Regions from separate parts of the Homo sapiens genome. Here region 2 is linked to region 1. A link is a contact called in ENCODE Hi-C or POLR2A ChIA-PET data. All regions are on one chromosome and are shown on one strand. Each heading gives the region's core, a stretch centred on a gene start or an enhancer-like site at or near the end of the contact. The rest is flanking DNA. Distances are from core to core; before and after follow the strand shown.

Evidence for each region. Hi-C counts contacts between places; a loop is a spot of excess contacts on that map. ChIA-PET counts read pairs that join two places held with the same protein, here RNA polymerase II (POLR2A). Pooled maps may share reads with other maps.
Region 2: a loop to region 1 is called in a pooled map, with 5 times the contacts of the local background. The contact joins the promoter of PIK3C2B here to the promoter of TMEM183A in region 1. A Hi-C loop is called at or near these places in 1 of 37 single-sample maps with no recorded cell type and 8 of 50 pooled maps. POLR2A ChIA-PET finds 5 or more read pairs at or near these places in 1 of 52 experiments (PC-9).

Annotation. Positions count from the first base shown.
Region 1 is chr1:203,004,929-203,010,984 of GRCh38, reverse strand. It overlaps TMEM183A (transmembrane protein 183A), which reads right to left and starts at 3,611. Exons shown (of 8, transcript NM_138391.6): 1 at 3,411-3,611; 2 at 3,122-3,211; 3 at 2,175-2,342. The coding sequence starts at 3,519. It also overlaps the pseudogene MGAT4FP. RefSeq lists enhancers at 2,712-3,484, 3,485-4,259, 4,263-4,392, 5,034-5,808, a silencer at 3,303-3,552 and a cis regulatory region at 4,933-5,282.
Region 2 is chr1:204,492,223-204,498,278 of GRCh38, reverse strand. It overlaps PIK3C2B (phosphatidylinositol-4-phosphate 3-kinase catalytic subunit type 2 beta), which reads left to right and starts at 3,474. Exons shown (of 33, transcript NM_001377334.1): 1 at 3,474-3,923. It overlaps LOC124904584 (translation initiation factor IF-2), which reads right to left. Exons shown (of 2, transcript XM_047439554.1): 2 at 2,547-4,103. The coding sequence ends at 3,083. RefSeq lists silencers at 3,325-3,794, 5,354-5,433 and enhancers at 3,895-4,024, 4,095-4,284.

The DNA of each region.
Region 1 (6,056 bases), core at 2,362-4,861:
GCTAAATGAAAGAAGCTACATGCAAAAGACTATATATTGTATGATTCCATTTACATGAAATGTCAGAATAGGTAAGTCTGTAGAGACAGAAAGTAGATTAGTGGTTTCCAAGGGCTGGAGGAGGGTTTGGAATGAGAAGGGATGCTAATAAGTATGGGGTTTCTTTTTAGAGTAATGGAAATGTTCTAAACTTAGACCATGTTGATGGTTGCACAACTCTGTGAATATGCTAAAACCACTGAATTGTACACTTTAAAGGAATAAATTTTATCTCAATTTTTTGTTTTAAGTCAAAGCCATTCTGTGGAACAAGTCCAAAACAACAAGAAGATAAATCCCTAATAGAATGGTGATAAGTAGCGATTTCAAGTGAAAAATTAAGGACAAAGAAGTATGAAGAATGTCAATACTGGTTGAGTATCCCTTATCAGAAATGCTCAGGACCAGTGGTGTTTCAGATTTTGGCTTTTCCCGCATTTTGGAATATCTTGACCGTACTTATTGGTCGAGCAGCCCTAATCGAAAATCAGAAATCCAAAGTGCTCCAATAAGCATTTCCTTTCAGCATCATGTCATTGCTCCAAAAATTTCAAATTTTGGAGCTTTTCAGATTTGGAATGCTCGACCTGTTTTAATTTTGGGATCCTGAAAAAGAGGGATATGACTAACAATAACTAGAATAATTCCAAAGCAATCATACCATTAATTTCATTAACTTATTACTTCAATATACTTTAACAAATAAAAATATCTATTATCTGATTCTCAGGTACAGGTGAAAGTGCTGGTAAATCTGAGACCAAAAATACATACATCATTTACTATTATTTTTTTCTTTTTTTTTTTGAGACAGAGTCTTGCTCTGTCACCAGGCTGGAGATGTGGTGGTGCAATGCAATCTCGGCTCACTGCTACCTTCGCCTCCCAGGTTCAAGCGATTCTCCTGCCTCAGCCTCCCTGGTAGCTGGGACTACAGGTGCACACCACCACGCCCAGCTAATTTTTGTATTTTTAGTAAAGACAGGGTTTCACCATAATGGCCAGGATGGTCTCGAACTCCTGACCTTGTGATCTGCCCACCTCAGCCTCCCAAAGTGTTGGGATTACAAGCGTGAGCCACCATGCCTGGCCTCACCATTATTTATCGGCTTTCACCTAAACGTAGCTGATCATCAGAACCACTTTAGCTTTAAAAATTCTGGGCTAAGCATGGTAGCTTATGCCTGTAATCTCAGCACTTTGGGAGGCCAAGGTGGGTGGACTGCTTGAGCCCAGGAGCTCAAATCTAGCCTAGGCAACATAGTGAGACCCCTGTCTCTACAAAAAATAGAAAAAATTAGCAGGCATGATGGCATAGCACCTGTAGTCCCAGCTACTCAAAAGGCTAAGATGGGGGGATCGCTTAAGCCTGGGAAGTCAAGGCTGCAGTGTGCCATGATCTTTCCACTACACTCCAGCCCAGGCAAGAGACCAAAACCCTGTCTCAAAAAAATAAATAAATAAAAATTCTGAGTTCCACCCCAAGAGATTCTGACTCATTAAGTCTGAAGGAAAACCCAGAATCTGAATGATGGTTTGGCACGTTATATTATCATCAGTTTATTATTCTTTGTTTCATTTGTGTACATTTCATTGCCATTAGGATATAAAAAAATCACCTACTTTTCTATTTCCCACAATACTTATTAGACATAAAGCAGACATTACTAATTGCAGAGCACTTAAAAGCCCACGATAATGTCTATGTTTGTGTGTAACAAAACTAGTTAACGTAAAATCCACATACTTTGGAAAACATTTTTTGGTTACATCTCTGCTTCCTTACACATTCAGAAATCCAGAAATGCAAAGGCCTTTTATTTTCACATTGCCTTATGGGTTTTTACCTGATAATAACATGTTCTCAATGAAGGGCTACTAGAGTCCAGTTCACAGCTCCAGAACTCTACTAACACGTACTAATCTCTTTCCCTCTCGAATTCAGACAAAAGAAAAAAGAAAGCCCAGGTGTATTAAATCCCGGCCCACTACCAAGGTTCTTAGGGAGAGCCAAGTTTTCTTTAAACTCTCCTGGTATCACGTCTTATATCTCCTCCTGTGCTACTGGGAAAGTAACATCTTCAATTTGTCACCACAGGCAGGTCTAATAAACCAAAAGAGAACAAGCTCCATACCTTTGTGTCTCTTGCTTTTCTTTTTTCTGGAGACAGTTCTCTCATGGATGCTTTCCTCCTGGGCATCCATCTCATCACTGCTGTCGATGATGTCACAGGGCTCACCAGCCCCAGAAAGAGCTTCCTCTGCAGGAACCTGAGAGGCTTCCAAGCCACAAAGAGATTTTACTAGAAGAAAATAAAAGGAGAATGAGATGGCACACAGCTCCACCCAGAAATACAAACAACTTAGCCAAGGTATCAGCATCCATTCAGGAAAGGGGGGAAAAAAAACATCGTTGAGAGAGAAAGGTGAGAATCTGTCACCAAAAAAAATAAAGATTTTAGTATTTTAAATACAAAAAAAAAAAAAAAAAAGGAAAGCAATGGGCAAACTGACTCCAAAGTTGCAGAAACTCCTTTTTTCAGCCCTGAAGAAAAAAGGTGTGTACAATTTTTCCACTATAAACCCTGCAGGATAAAAGCTGATTTGTATTCTCATAAGGTCTACAGAGAAATGTTTGAGACAAATTGAATCCAATTTAATCCTGGTCCTGAGCTGGAGGCAGTAGGTGTCATAAAACACAAGTCTCAGACCCATGAGTAAACAGACTGAAAGCAAGAGAAACACCAGAAAAGGAAAAGAACACTCCAAGGTTATTAAACAAGGAAGCAAACTGCAGAGTAAAACATGTGAACTACAGCAAAGAGATTAATAACCAAGAAGAATGCAGTGGAAACTAAAAAGTATGCAAACATGTTTTTAAATGCAAAGAAAGAAAGAAAATATTTCTGCTACAGAAACTGCTACTCTTGACTAATCCTCCTCCACCCCAATATGTAAGTTAACACTAACGAAAGCAAACACGGTTACAGGAAGACGACTAAAGGACTGCAAGAAAAACAGAAATAAAATACCTAGTTCTGTCTTCGCGGCATGAGTCTTTAAAGGCTCGCGCAAAGCTTACCTTCCTGCTGAACAGCGTTGGCTACGGCTTTCTTGACTCGTCCAGACCTCACGACCGCCGGATCCGAGTTGGCGTAATCCGCCACGGTCACTGCAACACAGCACCAACCCTCAAGGAAGAGGCCTTCTCTCGTCAGCGTCTTCCCCGCCAACACCTCCTCCTCGCTGCAGGCCCCCGGACCGAGCCGCCCTCCAGCCGCGGGCACGCGAGCGCTCACCTCGGCACGGTCCAGCCCCCTCCCAGCCGCCAGCCCCCAAAATGTTTCAGCGCCCCTGCCCCCCTCGCCCACCTCGGCCGGAGCAGGCGTCGTGGGCCCGGAACTTGAGTCGCTTTCCTCTCTTGGGCATGGCGACCGTATCGGGGCGAGGCCTGCCTAGCGGGCCGGGCCCCCGGGCCATGTCTCCGGCCGGAGAGCCGGCCCCGGGAGCCGCAAGCCAGCTCCGCCCGGCTCCGCGGCCATCCCACACCGGAGGCCGCTAACTCTCGCGAGAACATAGGTCCGGGTTCCGAGTCGCGTTGTCGGACGACGCCTCTCCACGCGAACCAATCATCGCCAGGTGCAAGGATACGTCATCATCCGGCACCCGCGAATCAAGCTGGGTCCGGGTTCCAGGTGGAGAGAGAGCTGTTGTACTGGGTGGTGTCGCGTATCGCCGTACCTCGTGTGAGATGAATGGTGTCTCAGAACCATAGCCCACACCTGTGTTGATTAGAATTGAGAGTTTACATCCTGGTCTCCGGGATTCTTCTTAGTAACTCCTCTGTCCACACTCCAGGTCCACTTCAGCACCAAAATGCATATACACTGTCATCTTCGTGCTCTATCTCGGACCACAGAGACTGAGCGCCTGCTAGTCTAACATAGGTCTGTAAGAGTCTTCACTCTATTTTACGAAAGCTATAAATAAATTTCTGAATTCTCAAAATAGGAGAAGGAGTTCTTAAAAGCTTCCAATCGGCCGGGCGCGGTGGCTCACGCCCCTAATCCCAGTACTTTGGAAGGCCGAGGCGGGCGGATCACGAGGTCAGGAGATCGAGACCATCCTGGCTAACACGGTGAAACCCCGTCTCTACTAAAAATACAAAATATTAGCCGGGCGTGGTGGCGGGCGCCTGTAGTCCCAGCTACTCGGGAGGCTGAGGCGGAAGAATGGCATGAACCCGGGAGGCGGAGCTTGCAGTGAGCTGAGATCGGGTCACTGCACTCCAGCCTGGGCGACAGAGCAAGACTCCGTCTCAAAAAAAAAAAAGTTTCCAATCTATCACCATATAAGGTTAGCCGAGAGAAAGGACGAAAGAGAGACCCAAGGTCAGCCGAGGAAGTTTATTAACCTGACGGCTGCTCCACCACAGACAGAGGAGGCACCCCTGAGCTTACAAAATGAGGGGTTTATATGGGGGAGAGAGACCCTGGGGTTGTTTGCTGGTTAATTTTGCCACATATTAGCTTGTGACGTTTATTACAGGAGGGTGTAGGTAAAGTTTGTTTATGCTTCCCATCACCTTCCCCTGTGCGGTCCGGATGATTTGTAATTGGGGTTTGTTTATTGCAGCAAGGTCTGATAAGTGAAGTCTGCTGGCTTCATAAGGACTTAGAAGTGTAAAGAGGCTTGGGGGAAGGAGAAGAGTTGCAGAGCATTAGGGGGAGGAGTGAGCAGCACGGAGAGGTTTGGGGGAAGTGTCGGCAGTACCAAGAAGCTTTTTGGGGCAGTTTGTTCCTAACACACCATACCTCCAAAAAACTACTAGAAGCATCCATGAAAAACTATCGCAGAGGCAGGAAGGTCACTTGAGTCCAGGAGGTCAAGGCTGCAGTGGGCCATGATTGCGCCACTGCACTCCAGCCTGGGCTACAGAGCGATACCCTGCCTCAAAAAAAAAAAAAGGAGAAAAAGAAAAAATAACGTCTTTCCTTTGTATTGAGACAGAAGCGAGTCACTGAGTGAAGATTACAGAACTGTAAGGGAGCAGGACCCTGGGCTAGTATTATCAGGCCTCTGAGCCCAAGCCACGCCACCGCATCCCTGGTGACTTGCACGTGTACGCCCAGATGGCCTGAAGTAACTGAAGAATCACAAAAGTGAAAATGCCCTGCCCCGCCTTAACTGATGACATTCCACCACAAAAGAAGTGAAAATGGCCAGTCCTTCCTTAAGTGATGACATTACCTTGTGAAAGTCCTTTTCCTGGCTCAAAAAGCTCCCCCACTGAGCACCTTGCGACCCCCACTCCTGCCCACCAGAGAACAAATCCCCTTTGACTGCAATTTTCCTTTATCTACCCAAATCCTATAAAACGGCCCCACCCTTATCTCCCTTCACTGACTCTCTTTTCCGACTCAGCCCGCCTGCACCCAGGTGATTAAGAGCTTTATTGCTCACACAAAGCCTGTTTGGTGGTCTCTTCACACAGACGCGCATGAAAAGTAAATAAATAAATAAATTAAAAAAAAAAGAAAAGTATCACCGCGACACATAAGAAGTTATTTGGTTTCCTAAGTTATTCTCCTTTATCCTTCTAACTTCCTTGCAGCTCCTAAAAGGTGATAATCCCTGGCTTGGGAAACTTAGGACCCAGGCATCCAATCCGCTGGATCTACCAGAGAGTATCTTATTTTCAGTCTAACGAGCTGGCACCAAGTTTGTTAGGAGAAAAACCTCAGGCCTTTTACTAACATTATGTAACAGACTACCACCAGGGATCTTGCTAATAGGCTTGAATCAATTAGGAATTAAAATTGAAGCTGAAGAGAATTGATTACAATTATGAAATATTCAAATTTAATTTATCTAAAGTTACAACATGAAACAAATGTCTAATAAGCTGTTAACAAAAGAAAATTCTTTCAAATAAGGTTTCTATTTATATGTAATTCATGTTTGTAGTCCAGTTCAAAATGCAGATGGTAAGTGCTGAGGCTTCTCATTTCACAACG
Region 2 (6,056 bases), core at 2,225-4,724, 1.5 Mb before region 1:
CTGCCTTATATTTCTCCTTGTCTTAAATTGCCAAGCTTCTAGAAAAAGCATGTGTCTTTTATTCCAGATCCAGGTTCATTCATTCACTTAGTGACCAATAATTTATTGAGCACCAGCTTTGAATCAGGGAATGAATTAGGCCTAGAATCCACTGGAGGCATTTTCTAGCCTACCCTCCTGGAGGTTCCTGCTGCACTGGTTATCCAGTCATTCTCTTCTGAGATTCTCCCACCCTAGTTTCTGACACTCTGTGGCCTCCAGTTTTTCTCTTACCTCTCTGGTTGTTTCTTCTTTCCTCCTTATGCCCATCTGGACGACCTCATACAGGCTTATAACTTCACTGACTACCCATAACCTACAGAATCCAAAGCTGCTATCACTTGTTCACACCCCAATATGAGTTTAGTTTCATAAGTTTGCTGTCTACTAGACATCCCCATCTAGACATTCCACAGATACCTCAAACCCAACATGTTCAAAATTAAGCTCAAGATCCCTCTGCCAACACCTGGGCCCTGTCTTTCTAATTGTCCCTAACTTAGGGAATGGTACCACCTGCCAACAATTTCTAAGGCTTCAAATGGGGAGTAATTCCAGAGTCCTCCTCTTCCCTAATTTCCTACATTTTATATATTTATCAAATACTATTGATTTCTCTTTATAAGTATCTTTTGTATCTGCTCCGTTTTTTTCATCCCCACTGCCACAGCTCTGGCACAGTTTTGAGATTCCCTGATTTCCCACCTGGAACGTAGCCATGGTTTCTCTGTTGAGCTCCCAGGCTGCACTCCTGACTTGTGTTACTAGGTCCTGGCAGAAAGCAAATGGCACACTGCACTTGAGGGGTAATTTGAGGAGAGGTTAAAAAATAAGGGGACAATTTATAAAGGGTCGGCGGAGTACAGGAAAACCACAAGAAATAGTGTACAATCTACTAGGGCCAGTAGCAAATCAATGTTTCCACCCCCAGGCCCGAAAAGTCAAAGGAGGGGAGTGATTACCTGAATCAAGAGAGAGGGAGGGGGCTGGCACTGTGGCTCACGCCTGTAATCCCAGCACTTTGGGAGGCTGAGGAGGGTGGATCATGAGGTCAGGAGATTGAGACCATCCTGGCTAACAAAGTGAAACCCTGTCTCTACTAAAAATACAAAAAAAATTTGGCCGGGCATGGTGGCATGCGCCTGTAGTCCCAGCTACTCAGGAGGCTGAGGCAGGAGAATCGCTTGCACCCGGGAGGCAGAGGTTGCAGTAAGCCACTGCACTCCAGCCTGGGCAATAGAGTGAGACTCGGTCTCAAGAAAAAGAAAAAAAGAAAAACAAAAGAGAGAGGGAGGGGAGAGAGAACCACCCGTGGAAGCTGTGATCTTTGGTTGAGGGTGGCAGCCAGCGCACTGTGACCCCAAAGAGAGGAATCCTGAAGAATAAATATCCAGTTTCCCCTGACCTCCCTCCTTATTCAATCTTCAGCCATGGCCCCCATTGGCCAACCCAGTCTAGGAAGCCAGAGGGCCAGGAAGATCTGGAGGGGCAAACGGAAGACATGCAGTGCATCTTCCAAATCCTTCTCTATAATATGCCAGGAAGTCTTTTTCTGGTCACACTACTTCCCAGTTCCATTTGTGCACAGCAGGTTCTCTGTCACCTACAGCACCTAAACTTTTTGGCATGCCCTGGTTTCTCTTTATTCAATTTTTTCCTTACCAAAATGCATGATAAAGCCTGTGATCTGATCCTCCACTCAGCTACCTATGCCTACTTCCTGTTAGTTCTTTCCTTCAGACTTTTCACCCCAGCAGCATAGAACCACCAGTGGTCGCCGGGCGCGGTGGCTCACGCCTGTAATCCCAGCACTTTGGGAGGCCGAGGTGGGTGGAACACAAGGTCAGGAGATCGAGACCATCCTGGCTAACACGGTGAAACCCTGTCTCTACTAAAAATACAAAAAAAAAAAAAAAAAAAAAGAAAAAATTAGCTGGGCATAGTGGCGGGCGCCTGTAGTCCCAGCTACTCCGGAGGCTGGGCCAGAAGAATGGCGTGAACCCGGGAGGCAGAGCTTGCAGCGAGCCGAGATCACGCCACTGCACTCCAGCCTGGGCGACAGAGCAAGACTCCGTCTCAAAAAAAAAAAAAAAAAAAAGAACCACCAGTGGCCCCTGTAACACTCTGTTCTCTCAGGCTCCTGAGCTTGACCTGATGACAGACACAGAGTAAGCTGTCATAAATATTTGTATGGTGAAGAAGTGCACGGACACGTTTTTTAACCCCTGTGGCTCCTGAGATCAGGAGTAGCATCATATACATTATGACATATGTGCAGACCAAGCTGCCTTCAGTTAATTATCAAGATGTTTCACCTACATTCTCTCCTTTGATCATTACGAAAGCGTGATAGGTGAGGACGCTATTCTTGATATTCAGAGGGTGAAGTGGAATACTGAAAGTCACAAGCATTGGGTACAGAAGGCACTGTAGGATCAGAAAGGGGAGTGATCCCTTTCCTCCCCATCATAAGAGTCACAGCCGACACTTCTATAACAAAAGACAAGTTAACCAGAGAAAAGCATAACAAATTTATTTAATCATGGTTTTACTTGAGAGGCTGAGGACCAGGTGTTAATCTTCATAGTCTGTCGAGAAAGAAAGAAGAAATGAGGGCAGTGGAGGAAAACACGATTCACGTTTTTAGGAAAATATACTTTGAGATTAGTGATCGTTGGTACTATGCAAACCAAATGCAAACGAGGAGCTGGCCAACTCATGGTTTCTTTTGGGTGGAGCCTTTAGGAAAATTCTTCCAGAGACCACTGCTGGAAGAAAGGTATTTAGAGTAGAAAATTTAAATATAACATATTGTATGAAAGGTTTTTTTTTTTTACTTTTTTTTCTCACTACCCTAGTTGGGTTGGAGGATCCTCTATCTCCCCTCCCTACTTAGGTTGACTGCTGTTTCCTGGATCGCAGCTCGGAAGATCCACCTGGGCGAATACAAAAACAAACGAGACTCCCCTTCCAGAAAGGGAGGAAGGAAGGAGACAGAAAGACGAATGACACTGAGCGTGTAAAGCCCGGAGACAGCCTCTCTCTACCCCAACCTAACCCTCAAGGTAGGGGATCCCCCGAACATCGCTACCGTAATTATGGTAGAAATTCCTGAAACGGATAACTGGACCTCAGCACCGTCATTTCTAGCAGAATGATTGAGCTTTCCTCTGACCCAAAGCCAAGGGGTTCCAGCAGGGGAAACTAACGACCATCCGCAAAAACCCTCACCCAAGTGGGGAGTGGAAATCCTGGCTCTTGGGTTGCAGAGCACAACTTGACGCCAGCGCGTTTCTCTTCCCCCACGCAATGGCAAGTGGGGCGGGAGTCGGAGGGGAGAGGAGGAGAGGAGAAGAGAAGAGGAGGGGGAAGGGGAGGGGAGAGGCGAAGGGCGGCCCGGGTTCCAGCAGCCGCCCCGCCCTCCGGCTCGCGGCGGATTCGGCGCTGCGGCTGGAGCCGGCGGCCGGGTGCCTGCCTGTCCAGGCAGGGTCTGGCCGAGCGTCGCGTCGCCGTGCAGTGCGCCGGGTGTCCGGGAGATGGCTTCCCCTCTCTCGCCCGCTGCTGCCGCTATTGTCTCACCCGGGGTGGCCTGACTCTGCGAGCTCGCGCACGCTCTCGGCGGAGAGCACCCCTCCCCACCCCCACAAGCTGGTCCTTGCGCCCTTTGCTGCCTCTCCCTCTGCCCCTTGGAGCCTAGGGTCTGTGCGGAGCCTGGAGAGGGGAGCGGCCCGGGAGCAGGCGGCGTGCGGCCGGCCAGCTCCTCTCGCGCTGGTGCAAGAGGCGCCTGGAGCCGCAGAGCGAGCCCGGGAGGCGCGGAGCGAGCAGCCCACGTCGCCAGGCACAAGACACGTCGGATGTTGCAGCAGAGCCAGCAGCTAGCGCAGGTAGGACACGCATCCTGCGGGTTGCATCGGCCCCAGCGTCTGTAAAGTGCCCCCAGAGTGGAGGCAGCCGAGGTCAGGGGGCTCTCCCTCCAACATGGCAACAGCGGAGGTGCAACAATGGAAGCAGCCGAGGGTTCCTGGCGGCGGGCTGAGCGGCGGACGCCGTGGGAGCCTGAGCTCCTGCCCGCCGGGCAGAGCAGGTTGCCCCTCACCCCACTCCACTCCACTCCAGCAGCTTCAGGGCCTCTGGGGCTCCAGGCACCCGCGTCCCCACCCCCTTCTCGCTAAACACACTTCCTGGCTCCCAGCTGCAGGGCGATCTGAACCAGTCAATGGCTTTGGGGTTTGTTTATTTAAGATAAGAAATAAAAAAAGCAAAACCTGTCCTGTGATGGGGTTAGTGCCTTCTGTGGACTGGGTGAGAAGTCGGCATCTAGCCTGGGGAATGTGTACGTTTCTTAGTCGGGCGGAGGGTAGAATTGGATTCTCCCTTATAAGGATACTGCAGCAAAAGGAGACTGAAAGCTTGAAAGAGGGAGAGGGACCCTCAGGCCTGAGTTCGCCGGTGCTGGGAGAAGGCGCTGCTCTCCTGGCCTATACTTGTCCCTCATTTTCAGCTCCCGACAGCGGTGACTTTGATGTTGGAGGAGCAATCGCAGCAGGAAGCACAAGCAAGGCTGCCAAGCTGGTGTGGGGTGGAGTAGGGTGGGGAGCCCAGGGGCTTGGCAGGCTTCTGGATTGTGGGAAGAGGTTACCAAATGTATGAGGTTAGTGCACACACCCTAGTTGGCTGATGTTGAAGTGTGTGTGTGTGTGTGTGTGTGTGTGTGTTTTCTGCCATTGCTCTTGCTCCTTCAGGCCTGCCTTTTCTCCTCTCCACCCGCTTCTGGGGTCTTCGTAGCTTCCCTGCCCCAGCCCTTCCAATCATGCCTGGGATGGAATCGCTGTATTGTCTCTGGCAGCTCTCTTGGGCTGTTTTTTCTCAACTCTGTTGGAGAGTTTTGTACCCTGGGCTGGCTGGTCCCAGCATGGCACCAGATTCTTTAGCAGGCGGCTACCCGGGCTCCAAGAAGTGGGCCAATGCTGCCCCTCCTCCTTGCTCTAAACTACCTATTTGGGATATGGCCAGGCAGATGTAAGCAATTTGTACTAAATTCCAACCCTGAATCAGTGCTGAATGAAAACTTACTCTGTTGCTGCATCAGGCTTTGGGAAGATATTAGGAAGAGAAATGGCCCAGGAGGTGGCAATGCCGACCCCCAAATACTTCCCTCTCCCCAACTCCAGCTGCCGATCCCAGAGCAGACAGGCAGTGAGACTTTGGAATCCCAGCTCCTCCAGAGTCTGGCTGGCCCATCTTGAGGTTGTGTCCATGGAAAAATTAAGTCGAGGCACATTTTATAGCTCTGCTTGGCAGCCAGCATCTGAAGAGATGGTGGCTCTGAGCTGGAGCCCTAGACCCAGGCTGTGGCTGCTTCTCCTTTGGCCTTTGGGTGAGCCTGAGGTTTGATTGCCATGGCTCTGAGCTTACTGCTGAGTGTGTATGGCTGAATCTGATCAAGCTCTCAGACCCGGCTGCTTGTCTATTTCCTTCTCCACTGGAAGCATGAGTGAGAAAGGGCCAAGGGGGTGTGCTGGGTGAGGAAGGGTCAGTTTATCTGGGGACTTGGGCTGTTTCTGGGGGAGCTCCTTTGGACTTCCTTGGTGGTCTGGAATGCCTTTGGTCTTTGTCATGACCTAGTATGCTCTGGCAGATACTCTATACCCTCGTGGGCCTTTGGTCCCCGCTTGGTGGTGTCCCCACTCCTCCTGTGCCTGGTGCTTTGCATCTATATCATGTCTGTGGTGCTTCAGCTGGGATGGCCCTGGCCTGGACCAGTGGGTAGAAAAATGAGGTCTCTGTTCCTTTTAGGGGCTTGTAACTAGCTATAAGGTTCAGGCTCCTCATGTTCCCAGGATGTGAACTTGGACATCATAATGTGAAGTAGTAGAGAAAACAGTGTCTTGGTGTGACTTTCTTTTTAGCTATGTGAGCACAGACAATTTGTGGACCTAAGATTTAGTTTGTATATTTGTAAAATGGAGGTGGGGGAGTAGCCATGGCTCACAGGATTAATAATGAAATGCTGCTTA